Regions from separate parts of the Homo sapiens genome. Here region 1 is linked to region 2. The links are chromatin contacts, found by Hi-C or POLR2A ChIA-PET in ENCODE. All regions are on one chromosome and are shown on one strand. The core of a region is the stretch at or near the end of the contact, and the rest is flanking DNA. Distances in the headings are between cores, read along the strand shown. Region 1 holds the start of GAS2 (growth arrest specific 2). Region 2 has its middle 61 kb from the start of LINC01495.

What was found. A loop is a pair of places that touch in the nucleus more often than their neighbours do. ChIA-PET counts read pairs that join two places held with the same protein, here RNA polymerase II (POLR2A). Pooled maps may share reads with other maps.
Region 1: a map with no recorded cell type shows a loop between it and region 2 (6-fold over the local background). The contact joins the promoter of GAS2 here to the enhancer-like site in region 2. A Hi-C loop is called at or near these places in 3 of 37 single-sample maps with no recorded cell type and 3 of 50 pooled maps. POLR2A ChIA-PET finds 5 or more read pairs at or near these places in 1 of 52 experiments (CD4-positive, alpha-beta T cell).

What each region holds. Positions count from the first base shown.
Region 1 is chr11:22,662,094-22,668,021 of GRCh38, reverse strand. It overlaps GAS2 (growth arrest specific 2), which reads right to left and starts at 1,411. Exons shown (of 8, transcript NM_001143830.3): 1 at 1,123-1,411. RefSeq lists a silencer at 1,172-1,331.
Region 2 is chr11:22,427,595-22,433,916 of GRCh38, reverse strand. No RefSeq gene overlaps it. Among named protein-coding and RNA genes, the nearest start is that of LINC01495, 61 kb to the left of the region's middle. Within about 2 kb of position 1,441, at least 7 of the 41 ENCODE cell types and tissues checked have a DNase peak (open chromatin) inside an H3K27ac peak, as active enhancers do.

The DNA.
Region 1 (5,928 bases), core at 162-2,661, 230 kb before region 2:
TCAAATGGGTGTTCCTGTGCACAAGCAGATCTTATTTCCTTGGCATAAGATCTCTCATACACAACTGATCTAACCTTGTTGGAGAGGGTTGGAGGAGATAATTTTATAAGAATAAAGTTTTGCAAACTCTTCACTGTAAGAAGATCACGGAGGTGAGAGGATGAAGATGAAGAAGATGGAGAGGGTAAAGACTGTGATTTCAAAAAGGTTAACTGGGAAAAGAATTAACAACCCTCCCCCAACCTCAATTGTTTTTAGAATGTAGAAACAGAATCTGTTAACCCTCGCTTTTGCTCCCTCTTCATTCAAGACAATGGAAACTTCTTCGGATACCTGGGCTAAGTTAATGGTAATTTACCATACTGAGTTGACAGAATTTAATTTTGCCAGTATAAATAATGTCTCCAAAGCAAAATTGCCTCCTTTGTTCCCCAAACAATTTCAGATTCCAGTCTCAACTTTGGACTGAACAAAAAGAACGATACCACGCAAAATCTCCCCAAAGTGTGTTGATATATATCGGCTAGCGTTTGTTTATTCACATAAAACTCAATTTCATCAAACTCATCAGACACAGTGAGTATCACCCCAGATCACACATGTGGCGCTCTTTCCTCCCATCCTGGCCTCAACGACTCAAGTAAAACATTCAGGATCAGCCCTTTAAGACCATTCTGGCTCTATCCCACCCCACCATAACAGACAATGCTGAGCATGCATTACAGATACTCTTGTGCACGAATGCATATGTGTGCATTTATAATCGATGTGTTCATTAAAAATCCTCACTCTGTCCCTGGTTGGCAGAGCCACCCCAGCGGGCTTACGTGCTGCGGTTGTCCGGGGTGTTCCGCAATAGGGATAAGGAACACATGGTTGTTTCCAGAGAATCAGAAAGTCACCCCCTGCAGTGAATACCCACTCTTAGAGAAAGAGCCTGTCCAACTGTCCGCGGCTCTTCACTCTTCCCCGCCTCGTTCCTGAGGTTATTTTTTAATGACCTCTCCCCTCCCCCGCCGCCCCGGGTGCAGTAGACAGGCAGGGGCTCCCGTGAGCCCCGGCTGCGGTGCGCGCACGCTGCGGCGGCGTTGGCGCAGAACTGGGCCAGCCAGTCGTGCTCACCCCCGCGTCCCGAGCTGGGCTGCTGGCGGCTCTCAGAGGCGCTTGGGCTCCGGGCTGGGCTCCTGCAGCTTCTCGGGGCCGGCCCCCTCCAGGCACAGGTCCTGCAGCAGCCGCTCCCCGCACCCCACCAGCCTGGCGGCAGCGGCAGCAGCTACAGCCGCACTACCCCTCTTCATACTTCTCTGATGGCTCCTTTTAGTGCTGTTTGGGAAAACGATTTTTTCTCCCTGCCAGAAACAGATTTCCTACATTTCATCAGTCCTCATAGACCGAGCGGAAGTAAAATGCTTACTTTTTTTGGTGGACGCAAATGCAGTTGACACTGATTTACCCTTCAAACGGGGAGAGATTGTATTACAAGCCCTTGGCAGCAATTCCGAGGTTGGGGCCAAGCTCCAGCCCCCTCCTTGTCCCCCAGACACTAACCTAAGAGAGAAAAGGTGGGGGCTGGGGAGGGGATCATATTTAACTCTAGAGGTTTAACAGAGTCAATAGCTTTAGCACAATATTAAAATTGGGTGTTGGAAAAGTTTTTGCTTTCCTGGCCAGTGATTTTGCAGACGGAGGCACGAGCTTTCCAGTAACTTCGGCCACTCTTCATTCCAAATTGAACATTTTGATGTCTTACAATTCTCTTTAAATATCAGATTTTTAGAAGAGGCTGTACTCACGGCTGTTTTTGCTTTACCAAAGGAAATACAATTCCACCCTTCCTTCTTTCAGCCTCAGCTCAGCATTATGTTGAATGTCAGAGACAATTGTCTCCAACTGTTGTTTATTAGTACGTGTATTCTGAGATGAAACGTCTTCCATGAAGTGGACAGATGTTCAAGTGTCTGATTCACCTCTAATGCGCGGGGACCGCTTGCTGAGTGTGCTGATCCCCACAGGTTACCACCTCCCATGGAGCATAAATAAAATGTATTACACTTTTTATTTTGTTTTGTTCTCATGTTCATCAGTTTCATGTATATTGCCATCCAATGTTTACAATGGCAGTGGTACAGGTATTGTGATCCTTGCTTGGATACCATTTTTATAATGATGAGTTACCTAGCCCCACTCCCAAATAGAAACTACCTGTACATCCACAAGCTAAATGATGTGGATGATTTTAGATATAATTTAAAAAATATTCACATTTCACCTTTATTATTGCCATTATCTGGCAGAAACTGCATCAGTTATTTGCTTCTAGTGGCAATACATTTAATAAAGAAGAAGAGAAAACCGATTGAAAAGTTTGGAGTCCTTGAACTCCGAACTTTTTATTTTAGTTCAATTTGCTTTTGCAGCTATCAGGTCCACATTTCCTCCTTAGCTTTCTAAAAGAAGGGAAAAATAGTTATTCTTAATTTTAAGGAGAAACAGCATTTTTAAAAGGTCAACATAACAGCTTGGATAAACATAAATAACAACAAAACATACAGAACTCATTACTGATGAGTTTTAGTAAACGAATCTGAATGATAAAATTTCTTAAAATGTGATCAGATCTGAGTATTCCTAGAGCCCCAACAAAGAATTTTGAGTGTCTGAACACATACAATTTAGTAAAAAATCAAATGTTCTTGATAATTTTTCCTGATCAAAACATCATCAGCCAATAAATGCTAATTTAAGAATTATCCAAATATGTAATGAGTTCAAAAAATTTAGCACCTTGAACTTTCAAAATCTTACATCCTATTTCTCCCCAGATATGAATATTCTTGTCACATTGTTCATTATTGGTGTTATAAAAAGCTAAGAGTAAGGCAATGTTTTTGTTGATTCAGGAACAATGCTAAATACAGTTTGGGGAAAAAAAGGAGGCTTACAGAGGAATTGGGAAAGCATAATCATTCAAAATTACTCCCTCTCCATGCTCATTTCTTCCAGGTATTTTTTTTTTTGTCTTAAATTTTGCATTATGTCAGATCCTCTGTCTCTCAGAAAGAGCGAAAAGAAAAATACGAGAAGAAATAAATAATGTGTTTTTTCTTTCATTAACATCTAAGAGTTGTACTGAATATTTTTTTTGGTGACAAAAGAGAAGTAATACAAAAGATTTCTGAAGAGACACGGATACAGTGTTTTTATTTTAATTTTTTTAGCATATGTAAAAATTCCCATTTGATTTTTATCTTGTTTTTCAAAATCAATATTTCTATTTATATATTCTGATCACTCACTGATATATTTGTCAAAGATAATCTTTTGTCTAAGTATTTTCTTAGTTTAGTGTGGACTCAACCCAAACTGTTCACCTTAGGAAAATGTAGTCCAACTGAAGCAACTATAGCTTCTCTAATGTGAATGCAAAGGAAGCAAATACTTCAATAAGATGAAAAATGTTTAAATACATCCTTGAAACTTAACACCATTAAAAAGAAGTCAAGCCAGATTTAAACAGTTTAGTTTTTATTTTCAAGTGATCACAGTTAGAGGACTTTAACACGGGAAATTTCTGCATTACTATGTGTGTCCCACATTCTAAACTTTCAACATTGTCTCAAACATGAATTTTCTCATTTCTCTAATAAATACTTTTTTGAGTTTAAAAATGATCAATAAAACACGTTATTTTTCCCTCCTATGTAGATAACTCTCCTTTTCTCTCTTAGTCCTTCTCCCAAATGAAAATAATATATGTAGTACTCACTCTGAAAAGTGAAGCAAACCTTCAATAAATGATTGAGGTTAGAGGACACTTTGAGAAAAAATTAAATAACACGGAAACAGCCACTGGGTTAAATTTGGTAAAATAAATTTCCAGAAGTGACCAAGAAAGACTTATATTCCTAAACAGCTTCAAAGGAGCAGTTAAAAATGACAAAAGACAGCTTGGGAAGCAAGTGAGAATAATGATACAGAAAGCAGTATGAAGACATGCAATGGTATTAAAAAATACATGAAGACATATATTTAATAATAACTTAAATCATTTACTTACATTTTGTTGACATACTTCCTCAGTGAGGTCAAATATGTTTATTTTTCCCAACCTAGCATCTTAGTCTATAATATAAGGCCTTCAATTGACATATTTTGAATTATAGTTTTTTAATGTCATAAGGCAAAGAGAATAAATTTTATAAATCCTAGCATAGTCATTACAAATAGTGTTACGAATAAAAACAGACTGTTTCTGAAATTTTAAACGATAAATGCTATTACTTTTCACCACCATTCATATATAAAACTACAAGGATAAATCAAAGAAATTTCATATGTAAAGTTCAAGGTTTACTCTCCATCTAATATGCAATTTAAAAAATCTATTACTTTACTCTCAGTGGAGAACTTTAAACTTTTTAAGTACAACACAACAGTAGCATAAATATTAATTCCCTCCTGTGCAAGACTCATTTTTTTCTGGCAAATTGTGTTAGGTATAAGCATATGTTTTCTAATTTTTACATAAGAAATAGATTAAAAATCATTTTGTGAAATATGCCATTTGTCTTATCTACTTTTATTCATTTATTTTTTATTTTTTTATTTTTTTTTTTGAGAAGGGCTATTGCAGTGGCGTTGCCATGGCTTACTGCAGCCTTGACCTTCAGGCTCTAGCTATCCTCCCATCTCAGTGTCACGGTAGGTGGGACCACAAGTGAGCACCACTGATATGGTTTGGCTCTATGTCCCCATTCAAATTTCATCTAGAATTGTAATCCCCAAATGTTGAGAGAGGGACCTGGTGGGAGGTGACTGGATCATGGGGTCCGTTTCCCGCATGCTGTTCTCATGATAGTGAGGGAGTTCTCACAAGACCTAATGGTTTTAAAAGGGTGGCACTTCCCCTCTCTCTTTCTCTCTCTCCTGCTGCCATGTAAGACATGCCGTGCTGCCCCTTTGCCTTTCCCCATGATTGTAAGTTTCCTGAGGCCTCCCCAGCCATGCAGAACTGTGAGTCAATTAAACCTCTTTTCTTTATAAATGACCCAGTCTCAGGTAGTTCTTTATAGCACAGTGAAAACAGACTAACACAGCCACCAACTGTGGCTAATTTTTTATTTTTATTTTTTTTTTTTTTGCAGAGACACGGTCCCACTATGTTGCCCAGGGACACAGTCCCACTATGTTGCCCAGGCTAGTCTCAAACTCCTGGCCTCACATGATGCCCTACCCCAACCCTCCAAAGTTTCTGGGTTAGAGGCATGAGCCACCACACCCTGCCTCATCTAGTTTTAAATATCCTATGCAGTACCTTCTGTGGTGTGACGTCTGTTGTCTAAGTTGAAGGTGTTTTTTTTTTAAGTTTTCTTTCTTTCTTTATCTTGTAGTTTGCTTCTAAATCTTAAAAAAGTCTATGTCATGTTACTTTAATCACAAGTACCTCAAGTATAATATAAATGTTTAATGTAAAATATGTTTATTTCAACAACCTTTCTTGTCTTTTCCACCACTACATCTCTGGCATGTAGAATATCATTAGACATATAGTAGACACTCAATAATTGTTGAAAGAAATGAATGATTATTTTAGAAGCTGGTGTCTTAGAAAATATACAACTAATTGGTTATATCTTTATATATTGTCTCTAATTTAATAGTTTAGAATCCAGAATAGAAAAGCAATGTTAAAATAACATTACAAATGATAGTTTCACTCCCAAGCTAGCAGCATTTCATCTGGTAAAATGTAACTAGAGTTCACTAAAACAGATGCTTGCCTGTGTGCCAGGCTTATAAATGAGGTCAGTCTGTGTCACTTGTCACTTCATTAAAAACCTAGGTTCATTTGGACTCAAGGTTTAATCATAGCCAATATAACAAGAGTGCAATGAAAAGCAATAGAAAATATTACTACTGCAGTGGCTT
Region 2 (6,322 bases), core at 192-2,691:
CCAAATTTTGCATTTTAGCATGATAAACAGTGATAGATACAGTTCACAAAAACGAAAGCCCTTAGGGTCCTCAATAATTGAGAGTGTGAAGGAGGCTGAGATAAAAAGTTTGAGAATCATTCATTTTTCAATGCAGTTAATTCCATATCTCGCTTTTTTTGACTTAGCGTAGTTAAACCAGAAAAGCAGGTCTGTATTCCTACGGCTTTGTGACCTTGGTAAGTTAATTCTTTACCTCTTCAAATCTTTATTTCTCCAACTGTGAAAAGGCAATGTTAGAAAAGATTTTGTCTCACGGAACCATTTTTTAGCTTTTAGTTTCTGTAACTATGAGAATTATAAATGAACTTTGCTCCTAGCTTGAGGGCAGTGAAGTTATTTCTGCTTTGTCATCCTTTTTATACCTCCAAATCCCATCATCACTGCCTTTAACAATCTTTTCTGCCTAAGTTCTTCCCCCCACCCAAAAGATTTTTCATTGGATTACATCACTGTACAGTAATTACAGAAGTTACTATTTCCAGTTGTCAAAAAAACCAGTTCTGCACTAAACTGCATGCCATGTAGCACATACAAAACACAGTGCAGACAAAGAAAATGCCACAGTTTAGTGTCACCCCATCCATCAGGTGGAAAAATGAAATGCCTAAAGCAGGCAATGCGACCGAATTTAATCAAGCATACTATTACTCAGGCCCTGCCTTGCATCTCCCCACTGCAGCGGAGTGAAATAGAAAGACATGTGCTGCCTGTGCATTTTCTCTTTTCTGTGAAAACACCACGGATTAGTATCTGCTTGGCGTCCTTAACCAATGTGTGAATACGTGTCTTAATTCCAGGCTAGTGCGCGTCTGCTTTGCCTCCGAAATCACTGCGGCAGAATACAAATAATGTATGAAATAAAAAGCCTTTGCCAAGTGCGCCAAGACTACAGCCTTCACTTACGAATCACATCTGCGTCTCCGTTTTCTTTACGCACCCGCAGTAGGATCAAGATGTGAGATCGCAACCCAGTCTGCCGGGAATTTAATTTCCATTTCCCCTCCCAACATCAAACCACCACGAAAACCAACCCTTCCCGGCGCGAAGCTGCAAGTAAGATGGGGAAGGCCAAGGGACCGCGTGGCGAGCCCGCACTGTGGGGCGCGCCCGCCTCCCGCCGCAGACCCTGGAGTGAACTGGGCTTCACTGAGGCCTGAGCCGGGAAGAAGCCAAAGAATAAGAGATGCGATAAAATGGCTGCCAGGAGGGGGTTTCTGTATGCTAAGGGCAGCCTGCCTTCCCCAAGGGATCCAGTGTGCTTCCAGCCCGGCTCCAGGCAGCGGCCGAGACGCCTCAAATTTGGGCCGCATCCCAAGGCCAAGGAGAGGCGACTTCCACAGCTTCATTTAGCTCTGCAGAAAGTCACCTCCGCCCCCACCCCCATGCGGCACGTGCGGCAAGCCATCACCATGGCAACCTTCCTTTCTGCCCCTCTCTTGTTATTGAACAGCTGAGACACCCAGCGTCCCTGAACTTGTTACTGCACAAGTTAATGCGGTCCTCTGAGGGCTTGGTTTCCTAACTATTGTTCTTTGGGCAACTGACTGCTTCCTGAAACAAAAAACAAAACAAAACAAAACCCTATGCGTGTGTCTCAGACGTTCTCCCCACCACTCCTGGCCCCAAATGTCAGCGAATCTGGTCATTCTCCTCCTAGGAGGCGCAACAGAATAAACTGGAAGGAAGCAAGGATTCATGTCCAACCCTTATTTACTGACACTAATGTTGGAACCATTTTGACGTTTGCAGCCTTCAGTTTCACTAGATATAAACCATTAATAGTTATATGACTACCTCTTATATATGGTTGGTGAGTGAGCAAATTGATGCAGTCTTCCTGTGGGCAACTTTTTCAAGAAATAAATAGAGGTTTGAACAAAATATAGCTACAAAGATACTCATAGGAGCAAATGGTTATAATAGTTGTTTTTAAATCAAGCTAAATGTAAGAAAACGGTTGAAGAAATGAATACAATGAGATAACCACTGGGTGATGCAATTACAGGTGACTTTTTCCTTATACTTTCTTTGACAATTATAAAAATTATATAAGAACAAAAACATGTTTTGTTTTATTGTTTCAACATGTCTGATGTGGTTTATAAACATATAAATGAATCTTTACTTATAGATTATACATAAAAGTATTTTCCTCAAAGGAAAGTGTGAAGATTAAAATGGAAGAGCTCTGGATCACTTGGATCATTTGTTATTGTTTTTGTTTCTTTCCCCTCAGATATCTAAGTATTTGCATTTGGTTTGGGAAAAATTATTTTTAATTATTTATGTTCTACCAAAGAAAACAAAATGATTTTCCATTGAACACATAATAATATTAAGAAATACTCAAAATCACCTTATTGTCATAAACCTTCATTAAGGATAAAGGCTTTCATTTTGTTCTTATTCTCTGGCTATAGAATTTCAATTCAAAGAGCAGTTGTTGTTTTAAAATGGAAATTCATGAGTGCTGAGAGGCCTGGCTGCAGAGCCAGATTGTGCTCAAAGTGGAATCCTTCAAAACCGCCTTCTCTGAGGTCCCTGCACCCCAGCCCTGGAACGGCAGGGAGTAGCTTGCCATATCATTTACACAGAACTGCGTGATCCTTCAGGGAAACCACTCTCTTCCCATTGTGGGTAAGAGTGAACCTGGCTGTTGTCAAGTAGCCTGTAAGAAGCCCTGCAGTATCACACTCAAGGCACCTCATCTCTGAGGAGGGCTCAGGGAGCACCCAGGCCTGACCAACAGCTGCAATTAAATCAGGGCCTTTTAAGACTTGAGAAATGCTCACTTTGAATTATTCTGAAAGAAAAAAAAATCATAGACCCGGGCAAAAATTTAGCTACGCGAATTTAGTTTTTATACTATTTTATAACAGTAAAATTTTAGAATCCACATAAATGTCGAAGAATTTAAAAAAAAATCTGTGTTACAGCTGGATGATAAAACTATATGCAGCCATTAAAATTGAACATATAGGAGAATATGCAGTCATGTGGAAAAGTGCTCACTGTGCAGTGTTAAGTGAAAAGAAAGGCATGTTAAAAATAGAATGTACTTCATGACCCAATTTTTATAAAATATTTTGTAATGCACACAAGATTTAATGTGTTACAAACATTACTTGAAATTTAAGCTCCAAAATTGAGGGTTGCCAGTTGTATTTTTTCTTTTGCCTTCTCTAATAAGTCAATTAATAATAAGGTATTGATGGCTGAAGTGATTATTAATAGGGCATTAATGAGAGAGAGTGTATTTTATTAGTACCCAGGAAATGGTACTACACACTCTGATGACTTTTCTGGAATGCATTTTGCAGACACTTCAAAACATTTCCAAAGCATACATTTTATAAGCTTAGTAATTAGAGGATGATAGATTGCCTGAGTCACTTTACCCACTTCACATATCCATTCATCTGGACTAAAGCGTTTGCGCCTTGTGTTTCTTTCCAACCTAAGTTTTGGAGCACATATAACACAATTTTCCTGAAGACATCTGTTTACAACATTGAAAAGATTAAATCAAGCTAAGGATTGTCCAGGCACCTAGTAAGCACATTCTAGTATCCTCAGAGTGCACGTGTGCTCTGGATTCAGATCTGATTTTCCATGAACCCCTCATTTATAATTGGAGAAGCAGTTGCCCACATGACTCTATAATGGAAAATCCACAAAGGCTATCCCCTCAGGGTGGATGGCCAAGCTTTGCAGCCCAGCCCAGCAGGCCCTTTATTTCCTGGTTCCTGCTAACCTCTTCATGTCTCAACCCTGCCTTTCCCACCTTCTGTGCTCAGCCACAGTGAGACTATCACAGTGAACACAAAAGGAATCTTCCTATGGGCTGAACATTTTTATGGTTAGCCAAACAAATCTATGGGGTAGATATTACTCTACTAATATTCCTCCCATTTTACATATGGAGACACTGAGGGACGGACAAATCAAACAATCTCATCATCCACAGTTCCTATCATTTACAATTAATAAGTATTAGGATGTGAACCCAGGAAGCCTGGCTCTTGATCTTAACTGTTATATCTCCACCGAGGTAGCATGTAGATTCCCAAATTAATTTTTAACTTCAGTGATTTTCTGCTTCAACCCTTCTGCGTAGGCTTCTTCTGTGTAGAAGTTCTTTCCACTTAGCCAAACTCTCATTCTTCTTTCAAAACACAGATATAATATATCTCCTCTGGAGAGTCTTCCTCAGTGCTCCCATATGTGCCTCTGTCGTGGTTCTTATCACTTTGCTGTAAAGCATGATTTACCTCCTGCCTCCACCATGTGTCTTCAAAGACAAGTTTCAAATTTCTATTAATTTTTATACCTCCAGTGCCCAGCACAGTGTCTGACACATAGGAGGTACTTAATCACTTATGCATGTATGAATGATTACGAACAGCACCATAGAGTTCTGCTTGCCGAAAACTATCATCTTTAATGTCCCACCATAACAGCCACTGTAACACCATTGGAGTTGGTGTTATGCAAACAAACACTGGACAGGTATCCAGAAGAACAGTGCAGTGCCAGCTCCTAAAGAACAGGCTTTTCCTTGGTGGGCTCTAGTTAAATGTGGACATATCCTTCGGGAGGGGAGAGAGAGTGTTAAGAAGAACTATTAAGATATTATCAGGCATTATTTTTGACAATTTGTCAGGGCCCCAAAACGGTGGGACAGAGGATGAGTAAATCTGATATCGGGCTTAGGGCTTGGCCAAGAAAACACACCTGTTTAATGGGGCACTGTACTCTGCAACCAACACAAAGAACCAGAGATGTCTACCTAGGACAGTTGACACTTCCCCTGTCTCACAAGTTTCATCAAGACAGTCTTGAAATTCATGGCATATTCATGTCAATGTTCTTAAATAGTAAACAATTACTTTTGCTCATTTTAGCCAGGGCAATAGTAGGACAGACTGAAACAGTAGAAAACAACTGATATTTATGCATTAAAAGCAATACTTAATGAATATTCAACATAAAAGCATGTTTCTGCTTGCATCATTCTTACTATTTGCATCATTTTCCTATTAAAGTCTGTATCTTTTTTTGCCAAATAGTTTATTATTATTATTATGCTTTAAGTTCTGGGATACATGTGCAGAACGTGCAGGTTCCTTACATAGGTATACATGTGCCACGGTGGTTTGCTGCACCCATCAACCCGTCATCTACATTAGATATTTCTCCTAATTCTATCCCTCCCCTGCCTCCCACCCCTTGACAGGCCCCAGTGTGTGATGTTTCCCTCCCTGTGCCCATATGTTCTTATTGTTCAACTCCCACTTATAAGCGAGAGCATGCGGTCTTTGGTTTTCTGTTTCTGTGTTAGTTGGCTGAGAATGATGGTTTCCAGCTTCATCCATGTCCCTGCAAAGGACATGAACTCATCCTTTTTTATGGCTGCATAGTATTCCATGATGTATATGTGCCACATTTTCTTCATCCAGTCTATCATTGATGGACATTTGGGTTGGTTCCGAGTCTTTGCCATTGTGAATAGTGCTACCATAAAGCTATGTGTGCATGTGTCTTTATAGTAGAATGATTTATAATCCTTTGGGTATATTCCCAGTAATGGGATTGCTGGGTCAATTTCCCCTATTTAATAAATGGTGTTGGGAAAACTGACTAGGCATATGCAGAAAACTGAAACTGGACCCCTTCCTTACGCCTTATACAAAAATTAACTCAAGATGGATTAAAGACTTAAACCTAAGACCTAAAACCATAAAAACCCTAGAAAGAAAACCTAGGCAATACCATTCAGGACATAGGCATGGACAAAGACTTCATGACTAAAACATCAAAAGCAATTGCAACAAAAGCCAAAATTGACAAATGGGATCTAATTAAACTACAGAGCTTCTGCACAGCAAAAGAAACTATCTTCAGAGTGAACAGGCAACCTACAGAATGGGAGAACATTTTTGCAATCTATCCATCTGACAAAGGGCTAATATACAGAATCTACAAGGAACTTGAACAAATTTACAAGAGAAAAACAACCCCATCAAAGGTGGGCGAAGGATATGAACAGACACTTCTCAAAAGAAGACATTTACGCGGCCAACAAATGTATGAAAAAAAGCTCATCATCACCGGTCATTAGAGAAATGCAAAACAAAGCCACCGTGAGATATTATCTCACGCCAGTTAGAATGGTAATCATTGAAAAGTCAAGAAACAACAGATGCTGGAGAGGATGTGGAGAAATAGGAACACTTTTACACTGTTGGTGGGAGTGTAAATTAGTTCAACCATTGTGGGA